Linked DNA regions of Homo sapiens: region 1 is linked to region 2. A link is an interaction called in ENCODE POLR2A ChIA-PET data of the cell type or tissue named here. Cell type or tissue: IMR-90. All regions are shown on one strand. Links, peaks and the distances in the headings refer to the core of each region. The heading gives the core; the rest is flanking DNA.

Region 1 (7,945 bases), core at 2,071-4,570, 250 kb before region 2:
AAGTAGTGATAGGTATTCAGAAAACTAAGTAAAAAAACAAACTCCAGCCGGGCGTGGTGGCTCACGCCTGTAATCCCAGCACTTTGGGAGGCGGAGGTAGGTGGATCACGAGGTCAGGAGTTTGAGATCAGCCTGGCCAATATGATGAAACCCCATCTCTATTAAAAATATGAAAAAATTAGCCAGGCGTGGTGGCACGTGCCTGTAGTCCCAGCAGCTTGGGAGGCTGAGATGGGAGAATCACTTGAACCTGGGAGGCGGAGGTTGCAGTGAGCCGAAATCGTGTCACTGCACTCCAGCCTGGGCGACAGAGCGAGACTCCCATCTCAAAAACAAAACAAAACAAAAACTACAGAGAAAACAGAGCTGTGGAAAGAAGGAAGTGTAATCATAATATCCTGTATGACTTAGCCTTGAAAAATATTGAATTAATCTTATTTGGTTTTAATGTATTTATTTATAACAGAGATGGGTCTTGCTATGTTACCCAGGGTAGTCTCAAACTCTTCGCCTCAAGCAGTCCTCCCACCTCAGCTTCCCAAAGTGCTGGGATTACAGGTGTGAGCCACTGTGCCCAGCTATCATATTTTTTAAATCAACAATTGTGACATAATTACATCGAGAGAGGAAGAGTAGGGCAGGTGAAGGTAGGCAAGATGAGTGTTAGAATGCCAAATTCCATCTGTCCTATTCAGAAGGAAGAACAAAAATCCCCAAAATTGAAAAAAAAAAGACAAGAATTAACAATGTATATAAATTATTTAGAAATATGAAGGTAAATAAATACCAGAAGAAACAACTGAAACAATTCAGATGATTCCCTCTGGGAGTGTAAATGGGGAAGGGACTCAGAGACTGCTGTTTCTCACTAGAGGCCTTACATTATTTGACTTTTTAAACTGTGTACGTGCATTACTTTGAAATAAAAACTTAATTTTAAAAGCATTAAAAGGCTGAATCTGGCGGCTGATGCCTGTAATCCCAAAACTTTGGGAGGCCAAGGCAGGAGGGAATGCTTCAGCCTGGGAGTTCGAGATCAGCCTGGGCAAAATAGCGAGACTCCATCTCTATTTTAAAAACGTGTGTGTAAACATATATGTGTATATATATATGAAAAAGAAATTAGCAAGGCATAGTGGCTTCCACCTGTAACTCTAGCTCCATGAGAGGCTGAGGCAGGAGGATTGCTTGAGCCCAGGAGTTCAAGGTTATGTATGATCTATGCCTCCAAATTTTCAGAAAGGCTAATTTGAGTAATAACAAAACTCTGGTCTCCCATTTAGCCAGCTCTACATGTATTAAACTCTTTTTCTATTGCAATTCCCCTGTCTTGATAATGTTCATAGCTCAGTGGTGTGAGCTATGATTGCACCACTGCACTCCAGCCCAGGTGAAAGAGTAAGAGGCTATCTCAAAAAAGAAAGAAAGAAAGAAAAAAGAAAAAAAGTAATTCCTGGCAGTAATTCAGTATCTAAATGGAACTTCCAGTTTCCAACCCTTAATGTATTCCTATCAACTAGATTCTAGTTGAGAAACTCTACATTCCATACTTCACAAAACCACAAAGTATGGAAATGTACAGTTGCTCAGCAGAACATAGCTTTTTCTGGTCTAAGATCTGAGAAAATTCCCCTCCAGATCCTTCTTAAGGAAACCCCATCTGATGATGTGATTAGCATCCTCCACAACATTCCTATCCCAAATACAAGTGAGGATCACGAATCTACACGACATTTTTTAAAATAGCCCCCTCTGTGCCTAACACTAAAGCACAGCTCAGTCAAAGCAAGTCTGTGAAAGATGAAAGTACATAATTCAATGTTATGGTTGCAACTGAAGCTAGAGGCAGGTGTAGTTAGAGAATCAGGTACATATCCCTTAGGCACTTTTCTGCCAATATTATTTTTTCGAATAAAACTTTTGATGAGGTTGGTTAACACACATAGAGTGCAGGTATTCTGTGGCAGATTATCTAGTAGACAAAACAGAGAGAATAACATCTTTTTATGAAAATCTAAGAGCCTACCTAACTTTAGGTGTCGGAACACACGCGCTCCATCTCCATCCAAACGTTTGTGCCAGTGGAGTTGCGGGCTGCTGCAGGTGGAGGTAGGCAAGAGGAGTGCTAATTCTAGTGCTAATTCCCAGTCAGCCCCATGTGCAACCAGATCATGCTCTGATAGCTGGAGAACCATCTCAAAAGCACCACCACCGGAGGTTCTGTACTGAAATAGGGCTGAAAGGATTCAGGTGGGTCAATAGTGCCTGCTGAAGGAGGCAGCCGTGGGTGGGGCTAGGATTTGGCCTTTCTGAGTGCCTTGGTTTAATATCATCTAGTAACTCCCAAAGTGCACCATTGCTCCTAACAGTTATATACATGATGCATCTTCTGATGAATTTCAGAATTTTATGAACTTAATTTTTATGAGGTCTTTTTTTTTCACTTTTAATAATTTTTTTTTTTTACTACACAGAAGCACAAGGTTAAAAAAAATTACCAGCATATTTTTTCCAATGGGAAATCAGTTGTAAAATACATATTTTTAATCAACTTCAAAAAAAGATATATTAGAAAATAAGAGTTTCATGATTTAATGGTAGACATTGGGGATAGACATTCTCTCTAGCCTTCGTATAATAGATGGCAAAAAATAATAATTCCAGTTCTGTAATTTTACAAGTATTCATGTAACTGCCCCATGAGTTCTTGCTCTTTGCCCAGACAGAGCAGATTTATCAAGACAGGGGAACTGCAATAGAGAAAGATTTTAAGACACATAGAGCTGGCTAAATGGGAGACCAGAGTTTTGTTATTACTCAAATCAGCCTCTCTGAAAATTTGGAGGCTAGGGTTTTTTAAGGATAGTTTCATGGGCAAGAGGCTAGGGAATGGGGAATGCTGATTGGTTCCATTGGGGATGAAATCATAGGGGGCTGGAACTTGTCCTCTTGTGCTGAGTCAGTTGCTGGTTGGTGACCATAAGATCAGAAGACCCAGCTTGGCAGTCTGGGTGGTGCCAGCTGATCCATCAGAATGCAGGATCTGAAAAATACCTCAAATACCAATCTTAGGTTTTTCAATACTAATCTGTAGGTGCAACCGGGGAGGTTGGAATCTTGTGGCCTCTGGCTGTATGACTCCTGAGCCATAATTTCCAGTCTGTGGCTAATGTGTTAGTTTTATAAAAGCAGTCTGGTCCCCAAGCAAGGAGGGAGTTTGTTTCAGGGAAGAGTCTAGGTAATCATCTTTGTTTCATAGTTAAACTATGAACTAAATTCTTCCCAAAGTTAGTTTGGCCTATGCCCAGGAATGAACAAGGGCAGCTTAGAGGTTAGAAGCAAGATGGCGTCAGTGAGGTCAGCTTTCTTTCGCTGTCAGATTTTTCTCACTGTCATCATTTTTGCAAAGGTGGTTTCATTCATATTCCGCATTGTATCTAACTGCGTGCTTTAACATCTTTATTTCCTAATGGGAAAGAATACACTCATGAGCAAGCTCAATGGGCTCTCTCTACGAGGTAATTTTAAACAGCATTTCTTTTCTGAAGTTTGATTATTGCAGTTAACTGTATGAAAATCTATACAGAACTCTTCAACTACAAAGGAAAACATCGATTTTTATTGTTTATTTCAGTTTTCCAGGGTAATACACAGAGAGCTGCAACATGTAACTGGATTTAGAGAAACTAATTCCTATGAAAACCAATTAGGAAATACAGCACCTCTGCAAAATTCTCTGTCCATCCAGACCAATTCTCAGCAGCCAACATTTGCAAATGATATTTTAGAGCACTGTGGTCTTTAAGCTCCTTGACGCAAGACAAGTTATTGCATGTCATGACAGAGAGAACGTAACAAGTCCAAAATTTAAGGAGGAGGTAGCTGTTTGTTTCACTTTTGATAGTAGACTCGAATCTGCCTTCAAAAAAACTAATGAGAATAGGAATAAATTGCAGACTTTTGGCTCTTTTCTGGCTGACAGGGTTTAAGTAACACCAACATGCCACACTCTGGAGCAGCAGGATCTTTATTTTTGGTGCCAACTCCTCATCTTGCAACAAGTGAGCCACTTCTTCCATGTACTCAGCTGCAAAGTTCCCAGCAGGTGGTCCTCCTGTAAAACAAGCATTTGCATTTCCAGAAGTATTTGGTGTATCTATTAGCTAGTAACACTTTGGAATGCTTATATGTTCATATTCTTGTTGCCCTGTAGAGGATACTTTGGATACTTTGAATTTTCCTGTCGTTTTCCCCCACCTCCCACGCTGCTGCCATGAAGACCAGAAAGTGTGTGTTGATAAGCAAGCAGTGATATGAAAAACCTGGGAAGGTCTCTGCTTGCTGGTCTCCTCCCTGGTTCCTTTAAGCAAGCACCCAGGAGTGAGTATTTCTTTCTTTCCTTTTTTTTTTGAGACGGAGTTTTGCTCTTTTTGCCCAGGCTGGAGTGCAATGGCACGATCTCAGCTCACTGCAACCTCTGCCTCCCGGGTTCAAGCGATTCTCCTACCTCAGCCTCTCGAGTAGCTGGTATTACAGGCATGCACCACCATGCCCAGCTAATTTTTTGTATTTTTAGTAGAGACGGGGTTTCACCATGTTGATCAGCTGGTCTTGAACTCCAGACCTCAGGTGATTCACCCACCTTGGCCTCACAAAGTGCTGGGATTACAGGCGTGAGCCACCGTGCCTGGCCAAGAGTGAGTATTTCAAGGTGAATAAAACCTGGTTGTGTTCGCTTAGCAAATATCCCTCATCCAATGAAATGTTATCAGAATTTTAAGATTACAGCTAAGAAAAATTACTAAACTACAGTGTTATAAAATGAGTGTCGTGAAACACTCATTTTAGCACAGCCATTTAGATCAGTACCTGTGAAGGCCAGCAGTCCAATTTTCTGGGCAGCTTGAGCTCTCTTCTCAATGGGTAGAGATTCATTCATCAACACTTGGCCAAGTACAACAATTTTTTCCTCATGAAAATAAGTCTCAGCTGAAGGGATTTTTTTTTCCTTCTTCTTAACAAAAAAGCCCTTAACAGTGACACGCCAGAATTTCTGGAGACGCCGACACAGCCCCGCAAAATACCCATACATCTTAACCCAAATTTGCGTACAAGAAAATCGGCTGTTAGCCATTGTGTAAAAAGGCCAGTGGTCCTTCAGGTACACCACTGGCAGTCACAGGAGTTCACAGTCAAGAACTCTGGAATGCATCACTTAGCAACACTGTGGAATGGAATATACAAACCAGGGGAAAGCAATATATGCCTAAATTCTTCAGCTTGTCATTGAAAGCCTTCTACTATTTGGACTAAACAATTTTACTTTCATTTCTCTGGTGTACAAAACCTCAACTTAAACTTGTTTCCCGTAATGCGCATGAATCTCACTACTGTCTTTGAACCTTTGCTCAGGCAGGGTATATTTGGAACTTGCCCGTTCTAGTCTGATTATTCCCACATGTACTTTGCTTCTTTCCATTGATCTTTCATAGTATTGTTACCTCTTTTGCTTGTTTGCTACCCAAAGAGAGTTCTCTACATCATAGATTTATCTTATTTTGCTGAGAAAATAGAAGCAATGAAAAGAGAACTTGCATAACTCTTACCAGTGCATCCACCCACCTATCTGCGTCTACGGTACCCATAGACTCTGTCTTTCCTCCTGTTACTGTGGATACCCTCTCTGTTTGTGCAGTAGATGTCAATCAGCTCCTCTCACCTCACTCAAGGATGTTGCTCTTCGGTTCTTCTCTTATCTTGGTAATTTTTCCATCTCAACTGGACCCTTTGCATTATCAACAAACACGCTGTGCTTTTTTTCTCATTAAAGAAAGAAAACTCTCTTGACTTCATATGCTTTCTTCCCACAGCGACTGCACATTCACTTCCCTGCTCTCCTTTACAGTACAGCTCTTTAAAGAGCTGCTATACTCACCATCTCCAGTCTTTCTCATTCTTTCTTGGATGAATTCCAAACAAGATTTCAACCCCATGACTCCACTGACATTGCCTGTCAGGGTCATTGAATTGTCAGTCTTTGACATTTGACACTCCTTTCTCTCTGAAACACTTTTCACCCAGCTTCTAAGATACCACACTCCTAATTTTTCTCCTCCTGGCCACTCATCATTTTCCTTTACTGGTTCCTCTTCTTATGACCTCTAAATATTGGAGGGCCCAAGGCTCATCAGTCTTTGTATGTGTTCTTCTTTTCTTTTCTTTTCTTTTTCTTTTTCTTTTTTTTTTTTTTTGAGTCATGGTCTGTCTGTGTCCCCCAGGCTGGAGTGCAGTGGCATGATCTTGGCCCACTGTAGCCTCGACCTCCTGGACTCAGGTGATCCCCCCACCTCAGCCTTCTGAGTATCTGGGACCACAGGTGCACACTACCATGCCCAGCTAAATTTTTTGTAGGGATGAGGTTTTGCCATGTTGCCCAGGCTGGTCTTGAACTCCTGGGCTCAAACAATCCACCAACCTAGGCTTCCTAAATGCTGGGATTACAGGCGTAAGCCACCATGCCCGGTCCTTTTTTCTTTATCTATACTTCCTAGATAAGATCAAGCAGTTTATGGCTTTAACTATTACCCATATGCTGAAGACTCCCAGTTATATATATTATATATTATATATATATTAATTATATGTATATATAATTTTTTTTGAGACATGTTCCCCTGTTGCCCAGGCTGGAGTGCAGTGGCCCAATCATAGCTCATTGCAGCCTTGATCTCCTGGGCTCAAGTGATCCTCCTGCCTCAACTTCCTGAGTAGCAGGGACTGTAGGCCACCACACCTAGCAAATTTTTAATTTTTTTTTTTTTAAGAAATGGGGGTCTCACTATGTTGTCCAGGCTGTTTTGAACTCCTAGCTTCAAGCAATCCTCCCACCTTTGCCTCCCAAAGTGCTGTGATTATAGGCATGAGCCACTACGCCTGCTCCAATTTTATATCTTTAACTGGATTTCTCACCTGAACTCCAGACTCGTATTCAGTCACAAGCTTGATATCCCCATTTGAATGTCCAAGACGCTTTTCAGTTTTAACATGTCCAAAACAGAGTTCCAGGTCTTCCTCCCTAGACTGGCTGCCTCTCAGTTTCTATATCTTGGAAGATGGTATTACATCCTTCTAGTTGTTCAGGTAAAAAATTCTAGATTCATCCTTGGCTTCTATCTATCTCACATCTCATTTTCAACTTATCAATGAATGTACTGGCTCTACTTTAAAACATATCCCAAATTTGAGACATTCTACAGAATATACCTACATATGCTCTTCAAATATTTTAATGTGTGAAGGCTTAAAAAAATTGGGGTTACTCTGCTAGATTAAAAGAGCCTGAGAGACATGACAACTAAAATAAAAATGTAGGCCGGGTGCAGTGGCTCTCACCTGTAATCCCAGCACTTTGGGAGGCCAAAGCATGTGGATCATCTGAGGTCAGGAGTTCAAGACCAGCCTGGTCAATACAGTGAAACCCTTTTTCTACTAAAAATACAAAAATTAGCCAGGCGTGGTGGTGCACGCTTGTAATCCCAGCTACTCAGGAGGCTGAGGCAGGAGAATCACTTGAACCTGGGAGGTAGAGGTTGCAGTGAGCTGAGATCATGCCATTGCACTCCAACCTGGGTGACAAGAGTGAAGCTCCATCCCCAAAAAATAAAAAATAAAAAAATAAATGGCCAGGCGCGGTGGTGGCTCATGGTTGTAATGCCAGCACTTTGGGAGGCCGAGGTGGGCGGATCACCTGAGGTCAGGAGTTCAAGACCAGCCTGACCAACATGGCGAAACCCCGTCTCTACTAAAAATACACAATTAGCCGGGCGTGGTGGCGCATGCCTGTAATCCCAGCTACTCGGGAGGCTGAGGCAGGAGAATTGCTTGAACCCAGGAGGCAGAGGTTGCAGTGAGCCGAGATCGTGCCATTGCACTCCAGCCTGGGCAA
Region 2 (7,945 bases), core at 2,754-5,253:
AATCCATTCAAAGAATCAGTGAAAGCAAAAGTTGGATTTTTGAAAGGATAAACAAGATTGATAGACCACTAGCTAGACTGACAAAGAAAAAAAAGAGAGAAGATCCAAATAAGCACAATCAGAAACAACAAAGGTGACATTACAACTAATTCCACAGAAATACAAAAGATCCTCAGAAACTATTATGACTACATCTATGCACACAAACTAGAAAATCCAGAAGAAATGGAAAAATTCCTAGAGGCACACAATCTCTTAAGATTGAATCAGGAAGAAATTGAAACACTAAACAGACCAATATCAACTTCTGAAATTGAATCTGTATTAAAAAATACTATCAACCAAGAAAACTCCAGACTAGATGGATTCACAGCTGAATTCTACCAGAAGTACAAAGAAGATCTGGTACCTATTCTACTGAAACTATTCCAAAAAACTGGGGAGAAGGGACTCCTCCCTAGCTGTATTTGTCAGTTCTCATAATGCTAATAAAGACATACCCGAGACTGGGTAATGTGTAAAGAAAAAGAGATGTAACAGGCTCACAGTTCCACATGGCTAGGGATGCCTCACAATCACGGTGGAAAGCAAAGGAGAAGCAAAGGCACATTTTACATGATGGGAGGCAAGAGGGGTTGTGCAGGGGAACTCCCATTTATAAAACCATCAGATCTCATGAGACTTATTCACTACCATGAGAACAGTATGGGAGAAACTGTCCCCTGATTCAATTATCTCCACCTGGCTTCATCCTTGACAAATGAGGACACAGCCAAACCATATCACCAGCTCATTCTATGAAGTCAGCATCAACTTGGTACAAAAACCTGGCCAAGACACAATGAAGAAAGAACACTATTGGCCAATATCCTTAATGAACATAGATGCAAAAATCCTTAATAAAATACTAGCAAACTGCCTGGGCACAGCGGCTAATACCTATAATCCCAGAACTCTGGGAGGCCAAGGCAGGTGGATTGCATGAGCTCATGAGTTCAAGACTAGCCTGGGCAACATGGCGAAACCCCATCTCCACAAAAAAACACAAAAACAAAAATTAGCCAGGCATAGTGGCATATGCCTGTAGTCCCAGCTAGTCAGGAGGCTGAGGTGGGAGGATCACTTGAGCCCAGGAGCTCGAGGCTGTAGTGAGCCATGATTGCATTAGTACACTCCAGCCTGGGCAACAGAGTGAAACCCTGTCTTTAAAAAAAAAAAAAAAAAAAAAACACCTAGCAAACCAAATTCAACAGCACATCTGAAAGAGTTAATTCACCATGATCAAGCAGGCTTCATTCCTGGGATGCAAGGTCAACGTATGCAAATCTATATATAACACCACATAAACAGAATTAAAAACAAAAACCATTTGATCATCTCAATAGACATGGAAAAAGCTTTTGATAAAATACAACATCCCTTCATGATTTTAAAAAACCCTCACGAAACTAGGCACTGGAACATACCTTAGGAAAATACCTTAAAATAATAAGAGCCATCTATGGCAAACTCACAGACAACATCATACTGAACAGGCAAAACCTGGAATCATTCCCCTTGAGAACTAGAATAAGACAAGGATGCCCACTCTCATCACTCCTATTCAGCATAGTACTGGAAGGGCTAACCACAGCAATCAGGCAAGAGGAAAAAAAGGCAACTAAATAGGAAAAGAGGTCAAGCCATATCTCTTTGCTGGTGATGTGATTCTATAGTTAGAAAACCCTAAGGACTCTGCCAAAAGGCTATTAGAACAGATAAATCATTTTAGCAAGGTTTAAGGATACCAAATCAATATACAAAAATTGGTAGCATTTCTATACACCAATAACGTTCAAGCTGAGAGCCAAATCAAGAATGCAATCCCATTTACAATAGTTACACACACAAAAATAAAATGCCTAGGAATACATGTAACCAAGGAGGTGAAAGAGCTCTACAGGGAGAACTACAAAACACTGCCAAAAGGAATCACAGATGACACAAACAAATGGAAAACATTCCATGTCCATGGATTGGAAGAATCAGTATCATTAAAATGGCTATATTGCCCAAAGCAATCTGCAGATACAACACAATTCCTATCAAACTACTCACGTCATTTTTTACAGAATTGGAGAAAAACTATGCTAAAATTCATATGGAACCAAAAAAGAGCCTAGATAGCCAAAGCAATCCTAAGCAAGAAGAAAAAAGCCAGAGGCATCACATTATCTGACTTCAAACTATACTATAAGGCCGCAGTAAACAAAATAGCTTGGTACTGGTACAAAAACAGACACATAGACCAATGGAACAGAATAGAGAACCCAGAAATAAAGCTGCATAACTACAGCCATCTAATCTTCAACAAAGTCAACAATAATAAGCAATGGAGAAAATTCAATACATCGCATGGGGATAGCTGGCTAGCCGTATGCAGAATAATGAACTTGGACCCCTCCATTTCACCGTATACAAAAATTAAGATGGATTAAAGATTTAAATGAAAAACCTCAAACTATAAGAATCCTAGAAGAAAACCTAGGAAGCTCATTCTGGATATCGACTTTGGAAAAGAATTTATGACTAAGTCCTCAAAAGCAAGCACAACAAAAAAAATGACAAGTGGGACCTAATTAAATTTAAGAGCTTCTGCACACACAGCAGAAGAACCTATCAACAGAGTAAACAGACAACCTACAAAATAGGAGAAAATATTTGCAACTATGTATCCAACAAAGGTCTAATATCCAGAATCTATAAGGAACTTAAACAATTGAACATGCAAATAATAATAATAACCCATTAAAAATTAACCCCTTTAAAATGGGCAAAAGACATGAACAGACACTTCTCGAAAGAAGGCATACAAGTGGCCAAAAAACATTAAAAAATGCTCCACATCATTAATTATTAGAGAAATGCAAATACAAGCCACAATGAGAAATCATCTCACACCAGTCAGCATGGCTCTTATTAAAAAGTCAAAAAACAACAGATGTTGGTGAGGCTGCAGAGAAAAGGGAACACTTATACACAGTTGGTGGAAATGTAAATTAGTTCAGCTACTGTAGAAAGCAGTTTGGAGATTTCTCAAAAACTTAACACAGAGCTGCCATTCCACCCGGCAATCCCATTACTCTGCATATGCTGAAAAGAAAACAACTTGTTCCACCCAAAAGACACATACACTCACATGTTCATCACAGCACTATTCACAATGGCAAAGATATATGGAGCCACCTAGATGCCTATCAATTGTGGATTGAATAAAGAAAATGTGGTACATATACACCACGAAATACTACATAGACATCAAAAAGTGAAATCATATCCTTTGCAGCAACATGGATGCCACTGGAGGCCATTATCCTAAGCAAATTAATGCAGGAACAGAAATCCAAAGACTGTGTGTTCTCACTTATAAGTGGGAGCTAAACAATGGGTACTTACAGACATAATGATGGGAACAATAGACACTGCGGACTACTAGAGCAGGGAGGGAGGGATGAGGGCAAGGTTTGAAAAACCAACCGTTGTTACTACACTCAGTACCTGGGTGGCAGGATCATCATACCCCAAACATCAGCATCACACAATATACCTAGGTAACAATCCTGCACACGTACCCCCTGAATCTAAAATAAAAGTTGGAAAAGAAAAGAAAACTATATTTGGGAGACCTAGAAATGGATATTGTTCTAACAGTCTCCTCTCTTCTTGGTTTTTACAATTGTTAATTGCAACACTTTTCTGTTCTATACGGCATTTAACATAAATCAAATCAGATAGCTGCCAAGGAGGCAAATTCGAGATGAGAGAAATCTTCCAGAAGCTGTCACGGTACTGTGACTATGTTCCCTCTATCACCTTCTTTTATTATATGGCGCTTGAAATTCTGTGCAAGCAATGAACTTGAATGTGGAGAATGTGATACAAAAAAATCAAGTGCTTTTTTTTTTTTTTTTTGCAATCAGCGTCAGACCTTCTTTCCTCCTCATTAAGCCACACATTTCCTAAAGCCTCTGCTGCATGAGTCACCAACGTTTCTGATGTACATAATTTACAATAGCAGATGAGAGAGAACAGCAGGCCAGAGGGGGCGGAAAGTACAGTTAGGTCTAAAATGAGAGGCAGTTGAAAAGTTTGCATTTTCTCTGCTCTTGTGAATTTAAATACAGATCTTGCCAGTTTCCTCATTATAATCATAGAAAGACTAGCGGGTGGGTGTATGGAACAAGAAGTGGAGGACTTGCCACCATCTTTTGTTGTTCTTTCCGGTCAGGTTGACAATGCTGAAGATCCATGGCTCCTACGTAGGGCTCCGTTTCCTGACTCTTCATGCTTTATATTTTCTTTTATCAGGTACACACTCATAAATGCCTGGAATAAATAGCCTTGCGGGGTGTTATTCTCCCAAGGAACAGTTTCATTTGTGTTAAGTGTACAATATCAATTTTTACTCTTTCTTGGGCTCGTGTTGCTATTAAATTTTCATAAATCGCAGAATTTCACGGTGGAAGCATGTACAGTCTGCAAGGAGCAATGTGTTTAAGAGAATATGGGGAAAAAGACATAATTATGTGATCCTTTCTTCATTTTTCCTTCAACTCATTTTTAATAAATGGAAGCTAGATGTTAGACTCAGGAGAAAAAGCATCAGCATGTCTGTTTCTACTTTAAAACCATCCTGGGGAGAAACAGACCTTCAGTTACTCAGTGGAGAATGGCAACTGCTGAGCCAAAGTACGTTGTGTGACTTTTATAGAAAGTCAACAAGGAAAACTTGGCATTATTTTAACATAAAAGCTTATCAAGCACCAGGAGGAAAACGATAGCACAGCACCTGATTTATTTCTCTTCTGTGGCAAATACATACAAAAAGAACATGAGGTCTCAGTTTGCTCTTTGGAAATTGAAATGGAAGTAGGGGTCAGGTTCTAGCTGTGGCTATCTGGTTGTCTACACACATTTATTGAGCACTTATGGAGAGATAGGCTGTGTGTTGCATGCTTTTAATAGACATGTGGTTTCACTTTATTTCCCCTACATTCTTATTCATGAGGAGTTATTAGCAATCCTATTTTACATATAAAAAAGTGAAGGTTAAACAATACTCTAAATAATAATCCAACACATAGAGTACTTCACATGTGTTAATTCATATGATTGTCATATAATAATCCCGTGACCATTTTGCAGATAGGGCAACTGAGGCACAGAGAAGTTTAGTAACTTGCCATGGTCACACGCCCAGCAAGTGGCTGAGATGAGATTTGAATTGAGGTAGTCTGGCTCTAGAGCCCAAATATTTAACCACAACCTATACTAACTCTTCAAATTAAGCAAATAAACATTGCAGTGTAACCATTCATTCATAACATTCTATTTTTAAAACATATACCATGTAACTTTGACAAAGGCAATTATTGAATAATAAAGAATTAGAAAATTGGACAACTATTAGAGAATTACCCTAGACAACCTCATATCCAAATGTCTCATTTTACAGAAAATGAAACTGACCCTCAGATTAGGAGACACCTCCAAGTTGGCACAGCAGGTTGGTAGATCAGGACCAAGTTGTACCACACCTTCTCCCCAAACCTCAATACAATGTGCTTTCCACTGCTGCTCCGATAAGATTTCAAGGCATTTTTAAGGCTTAGAACACTTTTGGGAGACAGTTTTTGTGGAATCAAGGCAGACAATTTTGGAGTATGAAAGAAAAAGCTATGAGGCTAGAAGAGAGGACAGTGTCTGCATCTTATCTGTTCTCTTCTAGTCAGACACAGCCCATTACTGCCCTCTCTCCTTCCTTCTCTTTCTCCCTCCCAAACTGGCTTCACCAGCATTTCCTGTCTTGATGACCTTCTACCCAGTTGCTCAAGACAGTGCCCTAGGTGCTACTCCTTGCTTCCTAGCCCTTATGTCCCACATTCAAACCAACAACTGACCCACCTGATTCTGCCTCCTACTTGTTGATGAAAAGAATCAAACTCTGTAAAATATTCGAAGATATGTGTTCTGAGCCAAATATGAATGATCATGTCCTATGACACAGCCCTCAGGAGATCCTGAGAACATGTGCCCCAGGTGGTCAAGGCACAGCTTGGTTTTATACATTTTAGGGAGACATGAGACATCAATCTAATACATTGAAGCTATACAATGGTTCAGTCCAGAAAGGCAGGACAACTCAAAGTTGGGGTGGAGCTTCCAGGTTACAGGTAGATTTAAAATTTTTGTGGTTGACAATTGAGTTTATCTAAAGACCTGGGATCAATAGAAAAGAAATGTCTGGGTTATGATGAAAAGTTGTGGAGACCATAATTTTATCATACAGATGAAGCCTCTGGGTAGCAGAGAATAGATTGTAAATGTTTCTTATCAGCTTTAAGGTCTGTGTTGATGTTAATGCTGGTCAGCTTTTCCTGAATTCCAAAAGGGAGGAGAGTTTAATGAGGCAGGTCTGACACCCCCTTCCCATCATGGCCTGAACTAGTTTTTCAGGTTAACTTTGGAATGCCCTTGGCTAAGAGGAGGGTTCTGTTCAGATGGTTAGGGGGCTTAGAATTTTATTTTTGATTTACAACACCCAGGAGTCTAGTTTGAGTGGCTCATCACCTAGGCATAAAAGAAAGTTCCTATGCATTGAGTTTAAGCTTCAGAAGATAGAAATCTAGACACTGCCTGGAGAAACAGATACAGAAATAACTATGATATTTCCCTGACCCCTTAATGGGCGGAAACTGGAGTGCAGGGGTGCTGGAACTAGCCAGCCACTTCAGCACCAGCAGGGGTGAATTCCACTCACTCATGGGATGGGGAGCACACAGGTGAGCAGGTGCAGGAGGTGGGGCAAGTGCTTTTAGGCACTAGCAGGAGCAAAACTCTGTGCAGGTCCCGAGGCAGCATCTGGCGCCTGCGACCTCTGAAGGCCCAGAAGGAGTGTTACAGTGCCCTTTTAGCTTTGCCATCTGCAGACAGCTTAAGTGTTAATAGCTCAGTGGAGCATCAGCACGATAGCCTTTTGCAACCACACTCATGGCACCCAAGTTCTTGTCCGGCATCCAGGAGGAACGAGGTTGCACAAACAAGTTGAAGATGGTAAATGCAGGGGACTTTATTGCCAATGAACGTGGCTCTCAGCAGGAAGGGGAGCCAAAGAGGGGATGGAGCAGGAAGGTAATCTTCCCCTGAAGTCTGGCTATCCCCAGTCAGACTCCTCTCTGAAGCTATGCCATCAAGCTGTCCCTCTGAAGTCAAGCTGCTTCTCTCCAACTTCCAACCATAGTCCTCGTTGTCCAGCTGCTTCTCCTTTCTCTGCTGGCCAAGCCTGGGGTTTTTATGGGCACAGAATGAGGGGCAGGGTGGGTTATGGGTGGTTTTGGAAAGGGCAACATTTGAGCAGGAAAGCAGGGATGTAAGTTCTCACTTTGGGCTGCAGTATCAAGAGTTTCAGCTTGAGAGTGGGGACCTACCCAGGGAACTGCCCTCTTCTGCGCAGAATTTCCCTGCTTCCTGTTCCTATCAACAGTAACTAGGTGTCAACTTACTAATTTAGCCACCCAGTGGCTGTCCCAAGAGCCCTCTAAATCTGCAATCACTGGAAGGCCTCACTGAAAAGTCTTCCTTTCTTCTGTGATTAAGGGCCTGATATTTTAACTTTTAGAATAACTTATTATGCAAATAGTGACCAATTGACATCAGTGGAGCAGAGTTGCCTTTATGAGTCAGAGTAGAGACAAGAGAGAGGTCTGTTTTCTCTCTTGATTAAATCAGCCCCAACGGAACAGCCCTGATTTAAACAGAAAAACATTTTTAAAGTAGTGATCTGTTTAACTTTTGTGGTGAGCTCCCTCTGGAGAAATATCTAGATGTAGAGGAGAAATATTTCCTTATTATACTTAGTTTTAAAAAGTCACTTTTTCTTTGACCTTAATGCCATGAGATTTGGATC

Evidence for each region. Peaks named below come from ENCODE experiments on the same cell type or tissue, not always from the same donor. Only the 100,000 strongest peaks of a DNase experiment are listed, where the experiment ranks them.
Region 1: POLR2A ChIA-PET joins it to region 2 with 16 read pairs; 3 of 35 experiments call an interaction of 5 or more read pairs at or near these places.

What each region holds. Positions count from the first base shown.
Region 1 is chr6:24,793,724-24,801,668 of GRCh38, forward strand. ARMH2 (armadillo like helical domain containing 2) reads right to left here and starts at 5,194. Exons shown (of 2, transcript NM_001282492.2): 1 at 4,870-5,194; 2 at 3,612-4,114. The coding sequence starts at 5,134. The coding sequence ends at 3,687. It overlaps LOC124901280 (a long non-coding RNA gene), which reads right to left and starts at 2,113. Exons shown (of 3, transcript XR_007059510.1): 1 at 2,027-2,113. In IMR-90, for the core only: no CTCF peak of the experiment used is centred there; no DNase peak of the experiment used is centred there.
Region 2 is chr6:25,046,534-25,054,478 of GRCh38, forward strand. No RefSeq gene overlaps it. Among named protein-coding and RNA genes, the nearest start is that of RIPOR2, 110 kb to the left of the region's middle. RefSeq lists an enhancer at 7,573-7,742. In IMR-90, for the core only: a CTCF peak has its summit at 4,060; a DNase peak (open chromatin) is centred at 4,018; H3K27ac peaks cover 1,100 bases.